Linked DNA regions of Homo sapiens: region 1 is linked to region 2. A link is a loop called in an ENCODE intact Hi-C map of the cell type or tissue named here. Cell type or tissue: heart right ventricle. All regions are shown on one strand. Links, peaks and the distances in the headings refer to the core of each region. The heading gives the core; the rest is flanking DNA. Region 1 has its middle 12 kb from the start of ATP1A1. Region 2 overlaps MAB21L3 (mab-21 like 3).

Region 1 (4,403 bases), core at 73-4,072, 220 kb after region 2:
ATAATAGCAACAATAAATTGCCCTAGTCATTTATTTAGGTCTTTTCTTTTTTCTTTTAATAGAGCAATAGAGCTAAAATGTTTTTCTCAGTAAAAATTCATACATTCTTTATTACTATAATACCAGACACTCTTGTTGCTTCAGTAAATTATATCTTTATATATAATTTTATAAATTCATGCTATATTTGATATTTGTACCCTGTGGTGTCTTCAGGGCTGCATATGAGAAGAGGGAGCCAACACCTGAGGGATATGCCCTCTTGTTTGTAATCATATTTAATATCTATATATTCATGCACATATTCAACATCTTGTTCCATTGGTAACTAGTGGTCCCAATAAAACTGGAATCTTCATTAAGATGATTACCTGAATACTAAATTTCATATTACTTTCCTAAAGACTTAGTTCAGTGCTATATACACATAGACAGGAGACAGCTATAGCCTGAGAGGTACACAGCTGAACTGAAATCAAAAGACTTGAGTGAAATCTTTTCTGTACCTCTGACTCTGAGCCAGGCCATAATCCCTCTGAATCTCAGCTTCCTCATTCCTAACACATGATTAATGAGGTTGTCACAAAAATTCAAAGAGAAAATAGATTTATCATGCACAGAATTTGACATGTGGAACCAATGCCCTGCTATTTGAATCTAAAGGCAAGAAATGCTTAAATCAGCTACAGCCAAAGAAGAGTAATGGCAGGAAAGCATTATAACTTCAAAAACTGTTTTCCAGTGGTTAAACATTATTACCAAAGTTACTTCAGTCAAAGACATCAAAGAAAATTTATAATCTTGTCTCCAGATAACATGTACGTTCATCAGTTGCGGCTGAAAAGAAAAGTTCCCACCACCCTGAAGACCATCACTGGCCCTGGACTTCCTAAAGCAGCCCAAGAAACATTTTCTCTGGAAATCTGGTCTTTTGTGTGAGAGTGAAAGCTACTGTGGGTGTTGCAATACTTTTCCTCTGCAAAGAGATGATTTTAGCAGAATCCCAAATAGCACAATAGAATTATCTGTATTCATATGCAAATAAGCACATTTTAAAATATAGTTGAAACAAATAGGAATCCCTTTTATTTCCAATCTCATCTCATGTTTCCATAATGGAGATACTGGGATTAAAGATGATTATAAAGTGAATGTAGATTTGTGAGAAGTAGGCTATCATGAGAAATGCTGGGGGTGTGGAGCCCTTGCAAACACTTCCCAGGATCCGAAAGCAGAAAGGATAGAGGAAAGGCATTAGACTAAGCCATGAGAGTCATGGCAGGAAGAGGATTTGAAGAATGAAGCTTGCAGCACTCTTGTTGAAAGACTGAAGGTAAATGACTGGGCACCTCTTCAATAGCAGCCCTCACTGACCACACTAACAAAAATATTCCCCACACAGCCCCACCTCCTCCCTAGTTACTCTATCATACCACCACCACCTGCTTCATGGTTCTCTTTGAGCTGATAACTATGTTGTATTATCTTGCTTATTTGTTTGTTTGTTTGTTTCCTTTGCTGTTATTTATTTCTTCCACTAGGCTGGAAACTCTGGAGGAACAGGGACATGGCCTATCTTGTTCATGTGCCTCGATCAGTGCTAAGCACAGAATGGACATTCAATAAATGCTATTTGAATGCAAAAAGGGAGTCCAGATCTATCAGAAATGAGGTAATAGCTGTTTCTTGATTTTTTTACATCACACATGGGCATTAGAGGATCTTTGTGGTAGGAAGTAAAATGAGAGGATAGAAACTTACTATAAGGTGCTTTTGTGGAACAAACAACTGTTCAGGTAAGTGCCATCTCAAGCAGTGCTTTGAATTGATCTGCCTGTAACCCTAGGAAAAAAAAAAAGGATGACCATACATTGGCCCTGACCTGTGAATCTACACATTCCTGGGTTTATCTTTCAGATAATTACTGTGGAGTAATATGAGACATAGAGTCTATGGCAATGGCCTTGAATAAATGAGTAATGCAACAAGTTATAAAGTTCTTAAAAGAAAGCCTGAGTATATCTCCTCATTCTTTTGTGCTTCTCTAGCCTATTTCCTTTACATATGGTGGCTGGAGTTGTGAGGGGTGAATTTCTATAAAGTAATAATCGATTGTTCTGTTTTTCCTTTGCTCATACCCCTCTCACTTTATTTTTTGAGGGAGAGAACAAAGAGAATAGGACGGGAAAAATGTCAGACTTCTAATGAAATTACAATTAAAAAAAAAAGAAAGTGATAACACTAAAACCATAAGGCAAACCAGCAGGGGGTGTTAAAGATAAAATTACCACTCAGAAGTCAATGGAAATGTAGTTACAGGCAATTATTGCATGTTCTCTGAGTCTCTTATAAGTGAATTGACCTTTAAAAATAAAATTGCTCTTGATTGTTTTTTAAATCTCATTTTCTGTGCTTCTGAGATTATTTCCAACTGATGTCCATATACTTTTAAAATCTCCAAATGGATTATTATAAATAATAGTTAATCAAAATTTCTTAGATTATTAACCTTCCCTTAAATTTAAAAAATATTTATGTTGTGTATCTCACAATCAATAAACAAATCATGGCAGTGCCATAAAGCAGGCTGTCACACAGTCATGAAATAATCTGTTTTAAGCACTATTTTAAGATACACAGGAATGTTCATTATATAATCTTAATCATTGTATAAACAGGTATAAAACCACACATAGAGAATGTCTTTGTGTTTTCTTGTGTTTAAAATTATTATGGAATTATGAGTGTGATTATGAGTGAGTTTTGTTTTCATATATAACTATTTCTCTGTAATTTCTGAGTTCTCTTTAGTAAACATGTCAGACTAAAAATCAGAAAAAAAATTCATAATAATGCTCAGATACCTTTGAACAGAATTTAATTTATCTGTAAGGTATTTGTTTCTATAGGTAAAGAATAGACACTATTCTTCTTTTTTAAATGGAAATACTGAGGCATCATGAAATGCCCTGCTTCTAATCATATAATTCATGGCAAAGAACTGGAATCAGAAATAGAAACCAACCTCCTGGATTGGCAGGATTTATCCTCCTCTTTACTTACATAAACCTGGTGAGAAATGTGCAGGGACAGTCTTTCCCTGGGGCCTCTGGGTGGCTGGCCCTGCGGGACTGCCTTCCTCTCTGCACTGGGTGTCTCTAGAGGAGGCCCAGTGTGTGAGTGAGCCCAAGGCTTTCCTTCCGTGGATCGGCTCTCTCCAACCTTCTACTAAGGGAAGGGAGGAATCCTGGAATATAGCTGCAGATTTTCAAAACTTTTAAACAATTGGATCTATCTGGTTGAGATAATTTCAGATACAAATGCTACTGTCAGCAAAGGGCAATGTTTCTATGTTGCTAAATTGCTGGAAGCCTAACTTCAGAATCACTGTGTTCTTGTCTCCCTGAACAATGCTTGAGAACAGGGACTATGCCTATTTTTTTCCAAAGACTCCTAAACCAGTCCCCAGTACAGAGACATTATGCTCATCATGAAATCTTTGTAAATATGTATTAACTCACTGGTCATTAGCCTTCGAACATTGCACCCAGGGGCACTAGTTCATGTGCTGGTGGACAGCACGTGCCACATGCCCTGTCTCACCACCATATGAGATGGCGCGTTCATCAAATGTGGGATCTCTGAATTTCCATCTGGAGAATCAGTAAATCTTTTCACTTACTTTCAAGTGGCTCTTTTAATTTTTTAAAGTGCCAAATGACAACTATGTCTTTCTTTTGGTCCTGGCTCTTAATAAACAACAACAAAAAAATTGGTTATTTGTCCCCACCCATAGAGATTTGGCTTTAACTGGTCCCAAATGATGTGCAGGCATTGGTATTTGAAAAAATATTTTTTGACGATCCTAAGGCTCAGCCAGGGTTGAGAACTACTGATTTAAACTGTGAATCTTTGTGAATCTTTGCCTCTATGACATATTTAGTATCTGTGATTTATCTGATGCCAAGTCTTTGGTCAAGAATGCAACATCCAATTATAACACAGATCCCACGGGTAAGACCAGTTTTAGGATTTTCCATGTGGTTTCCAGAAATGTACTGCAGTATTGTTGGATATTTTATACTTGGCCGATGCTCCAATACCCTCAAAAAAAGTACCTAGGAGAGACCTGTTTCCTTGATGTTTGTAGAGATTGTGGGAGTGCCCAAGAAAAAATCACAATATGGGTCTCCTACAAAAGCCTAATCTTTTATTATCAGTGAGACATGGTAAGAAGAGTAGCCTGAACAAGGAAAATGAAGTTACCCAAGGAATCTCTGATGCCTATGTTGAAAGAGGGGAGTTGTGCTGCTAAGACAACAGCCCCTGTCCCTAGGGTACTGGGACTCCAGGTCCCTCCAGCTTCCCTGCATCCCTATCCAGCAAGGGGACCTAGAATCAGT
Region 2 (4,403 bases), core at 129-4,128:
GGGTGAAGGACATGAACAGACACTTCTCAAAAGAAGACATTTATGCAGCCAAAAATCACATGAAAAATGCTCATCATCACTGGCCATCAGAGAAATGCAAATCAAAACCACAGTGAGATACCATCTCACACCAGTTAGAATGGCAATCATTAAAAAGTCAGGAAACAACAGGTGCTGGAGAGGATGTGGAGAAATAGGAAAACTTTTACACTGTTGGTGGGACTGTAAACTAGTTCAACCATTATGGAAGTCAGTGTGGCGATTCCTCAGGGATCTAGAACTAGAAATACCATTTGACCCAGCCATCCCATTACTGGGTATATACCCAAAGGACTATAAATCATGCTGCTATAAAGACACATGCACACGTATGTTTATTGCGGCATTATTCACAATAGCAGACTTGGAACCAACCCAAATATCCAACAATGATAGAGTGGATTAAGAAAATGTGGCACATATACACCATGGAATACTATGCAGCCATAAAAAATGATGAGTTCATGTCCTTTGTAGGGACATGGGTGAAATTGGAAATCATCATTCTCAGTAAACTATCGCAAGAACAAAAAACCAAACACTGCATATTCTCACTCATAGGTGGGAATTGAACAATGAGAACACATGGACACATTAAGGGTAACATCACACTCTGGGGACTGTTGTGGGGTGGGGGGAGGGGGGAGGGATAGCATTGGGAGATATACCTAATGCTAGATGACGAGTTAGTGGGTGCAGCGCACCAGCATGGCACATGTATACATATGTAACTAACCTGCACATTGTGCACATGTACCCTAAAACTTAAAGTATGATTAAAAAAAAAAAGTACTGTAACCAAATGGTGGGGTCCCTAGGCTATCGTTTAATAAGTAATGATTTTAAAATATTGAAAAAAAAATTTCCAAACCAACAATGAGTTTACAATTTTTGAAAACATGAAGGCTTGGTGCAGTGGCTCATGCCTGTAATCCCAGCACTGTGGGAGGCTGAGACAGGAGGGTCACTTGAGACCAGGAGTTCAAGACCAGCCTGGGCAACATAGCCAGACACTGACACCCCGTCTCTACAAAAAATTTAAAAATTAGCCGGATGTGGTGCTCAGGAGGCTGAGATGAGAGGATTCCTTGAGACCAGGAGTCTGAGGCTGCAGTGAGCTTTGATTGTACCACTGCACTCTAGCCTGGGTGACGGAGTCACCGGAAGGGAGACCCTGTCTCTAAAAAAAAAATTTAAAAAGAGCATATAAAATGGTGAACAAACTAACATTTTGTTAAATCATCAAAAATTTGTATTCTAATTCTCATATTCTTGTATCTTAGGAAACATCATTTTTGAAAAGGTGGCAAATGTAATAAGGTTTTAAATTTAATTTCGGCCGGGCAGGGTGGCTGAGGCCTGTAATCCCAGAACTTTGGGAGGCCTAGGTGGGCGGATCCCTTGAGGCCAGGAGTTCCAGACCAGCCTGGCCAACGTGGTGAAATCCCGTCTCTACTAAAAATGCAAAAATTAGCCAGGCATGGTGGTGGGCACCTGTAATCCCAGCTACTTGGGAGGCTGAGGCAGGAGAATCGCTTGAACCTGGGAGGCAGAGCTTGCAGTGAGCTGAGATCTGGCCACTGCTCTCCAGCCTGGGCTGGGCTACAGAGCGGGACTCTGTCTCAAAACAAAACAAAAACCATCTTAAGCAACTTTTAAAACAGCTACACAGTCACGGAATGCTAAAAAGTGAAAATTGACTGTAACATTGGTTCAATATGTGTGTACGTGTGTGGAAAGGGAGGAACTGACGTGCGCCACAGTCTGATTCCGGTAGATTCTTTCCGTCTTTCCCCTGAGATCTGAGGGTTTTGCAGGAAGCAGGGCTACCAGCAGCTTCCTGCGTATTCCCAATTCTTGCCAGCAGAGGGCAGCAAGGGAACACATATGAAAGGAGCCAGGTCCCACCCATTCTCGTCCTCGGAGCCCAGCAGGTGTCACACTTCTCAGCCCGTAACTTACACCTGGTCCCTCCAGAGCAAGGATGAGTGGATTCCAGCTCATGCCAAATTGTTGACCTTTCCTGCCATTTTAGCCGAGATTTACATCTTTCTCCTTAAAACTCAGATTTTAAAAGGGAGCCTATGAGAGGACCGTCCATCCAGGCTCCCGGGGCATTCAGCTCCATTCTGTTTCCTGGGACAGATTGCACAGCTAAGAAAAGCCAGAGAATATTACTCCTTTATTCTGTTCTTTTTTTTTTTTAATTCTCCAAAAGACCGTTCAATCCTTCTTCACTCTTCCAGGCCCAAGACTAGGCGTGTAGAGGAATGGTTGGTTTTCAGCCACCGCAGTTGACCTGCCTGCGTCTGCATCCCAGTTCTGATGCCGAGGAGCTGCATGACCTTGGCAAGCTGTTTGGCCTTTCTGTGTCTCTAGTTCCTTCTCTCCAAAATGGGCATTGTGATGGCCAGAATTGTGTCCACCACAATTCATAAGTTCAAGCTCCAACCCCCAGCACCTCAGAATGTGACTGTATTTAAAGAGGTGATTAAGTTAATAATAAAGAGGTGATTAGCTGATTCAGTCTGACGGGTATCCTTAAAGGAGAGGAGATTAAGCACACAGAGAGATGCCAGGGATGTGCATGCGCAGAGGGCAGCCACCCACAGACCAAGGAGAAAGGCCTCAGGAGAAACCAGCCTGTCCACACCTGCTCTTGGACCACCAGCCTCCAGAACTGGGAGAAAATACATTTCTGTTATTTAAGTCACCTAGTCTGTGGTATTTGGTTATTTTCCTATGGCCCTAGGAAACTGTTACAGGCATCATGAAAGAATATATACCTCATAGTGTTAATGAGAGCAACGAATGGAATGATGGATGTAAAAGGCTCTTAGTTGAGTACCTGGCATGGGATAACTGCTGAACAAATGTTTTCATTTTAGATGCCTACCCCTCGTGCTATTTGCCCATCTCTACCATTCCTGATAACTATACCAGACCACAGATAAATTCTTTGTAAAGAAAATATAAACCATCACAGAGGAAACATGAGAAAATTTCACTGCAAATTCTGCAAGCCCATTCTCCCCTTCGTCCCTCTTGCTAAAATATAGAAGGTATCTCCCTGAAAGGCCAATTTCTCCACATGTGACAGCTCAGATGCCTCCCAGCTCTTCAGTCTTTCCATTTATTTCTTGTAGTTTCCTCCACATCCTCCCGCAATGGCCGCTTCACTCTCTTCTCCCCTTTACTGTCCAGCTTCCTGAGTTACTATACGTGTATCTCCACCTACTCGCCTCATTCACTCTTTTTGTTTTTTTAAATTGTGAAATATATTTATACATGTGAGAATCTAACCTATTTAAAGAAGAATAATAAAGCAGGCTGGGCGCGGTGGCTCACACTTGTAATCTCAGCACTTTGGGAGGCTGAGGCGGGGGGAGTCACGTGAGGCCAGGAGTGTGAGACCAGCCTGTCCAACATGGCAAAGCCCCGTCTCTACCAAAAATACAAAAAATTATCCAGGCGTGGTAGTGCACATCTGCAGTCCCAGCTACTCGGGGAGGCTGAGGTGGAAGAATAGCTTGAATCTGGGAAGCAGAGGTTGCAGTGAGCCGAGATTGTGCCACGGCACTCCAGCCTGGGCAACAGAGTGAGACTCTGCCTCAAAATAATAATAATAATAATAATAATAATAATAATAATAATAATAATACACCAATATACTGTACCTTGGTGAAAAATAGCACATTGTCAGTATACGGAATTCTCCTTGCTTCCCCTTCCTTCCAGCAGCCTCCTTCCTCCCAGACATAGGTAATCGTAGGTATCCCACATTTTATGTTAATCATTCTCATGTTTTTCTTTATAGTTCTACTTCCTACCATATTTCATTGAACTTAAGCTCCCGACATTGTAAGATGCATTATTATTTCACCTCTAAGAAAGAGACTCACAAAATGAATGGTTTGGTTACAAAATTTTGGTTACAAAATGAATCTCAATTTTGAAGTGTTTGAAATGTCAAAAAAAGAGACATGGCTTAGAATCAACAAAATATGATCTGCATGCATCCCAAATTGTGTTTTTAGTTTTGACTGTTTCATTTATCTAAAGGCTTTACATACATGAAATCATACTGTATAAAGTCGTCTGTGATTGTTTCTCATGGCCACAGAGAAACAATCTTTTGAGATTGTTTTTATGCTTTTGAGACTCCCATGTGTGTCTTCATGTAGCAGTCGTTTATTCCTTTTCACCAATAAATAATATTCCACTGTGGGAATCTGCTGCTACACTTTATATATTCTTGTTACTGTAATTGGACATTTGCATTGTTTCCAGTTTTTGTGATTTGAATGATGTTTTTATGCTCATTCTTATACATCTTCAGATGCACACAAGTCTTTTAAGGGTGT

Evidence for each region. Peaks named below come from ENCODE experiments on the same cell type or tissue, not always from the same donor. Only the 100,000 strongest peaks of a DNase experiment are listed, where the experiment ranks them.
Region 1: it touches region 2 in a loop (3-fold over the local background); 16 of 110 quality-filtered maps call a loop at or near these places.

Annotation. Positions count from the first base shown.
Region 1 is chr1:116,358,700-116,363,102 of GRCh38, forward strand. No RefSeq gene overlaps it. Among named protein-coding and RNA genes, the nearest start is that of ATP1A1, 12 kb to the right of the region's middle. In heart right ventricle, for the core only: a CTCF peak has its summit at 2,261 (motif pointing right); no DNase peak of the experiment used is centred there.
Region 2 is chr1:116,137,308-116,141,710 of GRCh38, forward strand. MAB21L3 (mab-21 like 3) reads left to right here. Exons shown (of 8, transcript NM_152367.3): 8 at 1-842. Among named protein-coding and RNA genes, the nearest start is that of MAB21L3, 28 kb to the left of the region's middle. RefSeq lists enhancers at 1,653-1,702, 1,801-2,095. In heart right ventricle, for the core only: a CTCF peak has its summit at 1,932 (motif pointing right); a DNase peak (open chromatin) is centred at 1,904; H3K4me3 peaks cover 378 bases; H3K27ac peaks cover 346 bases.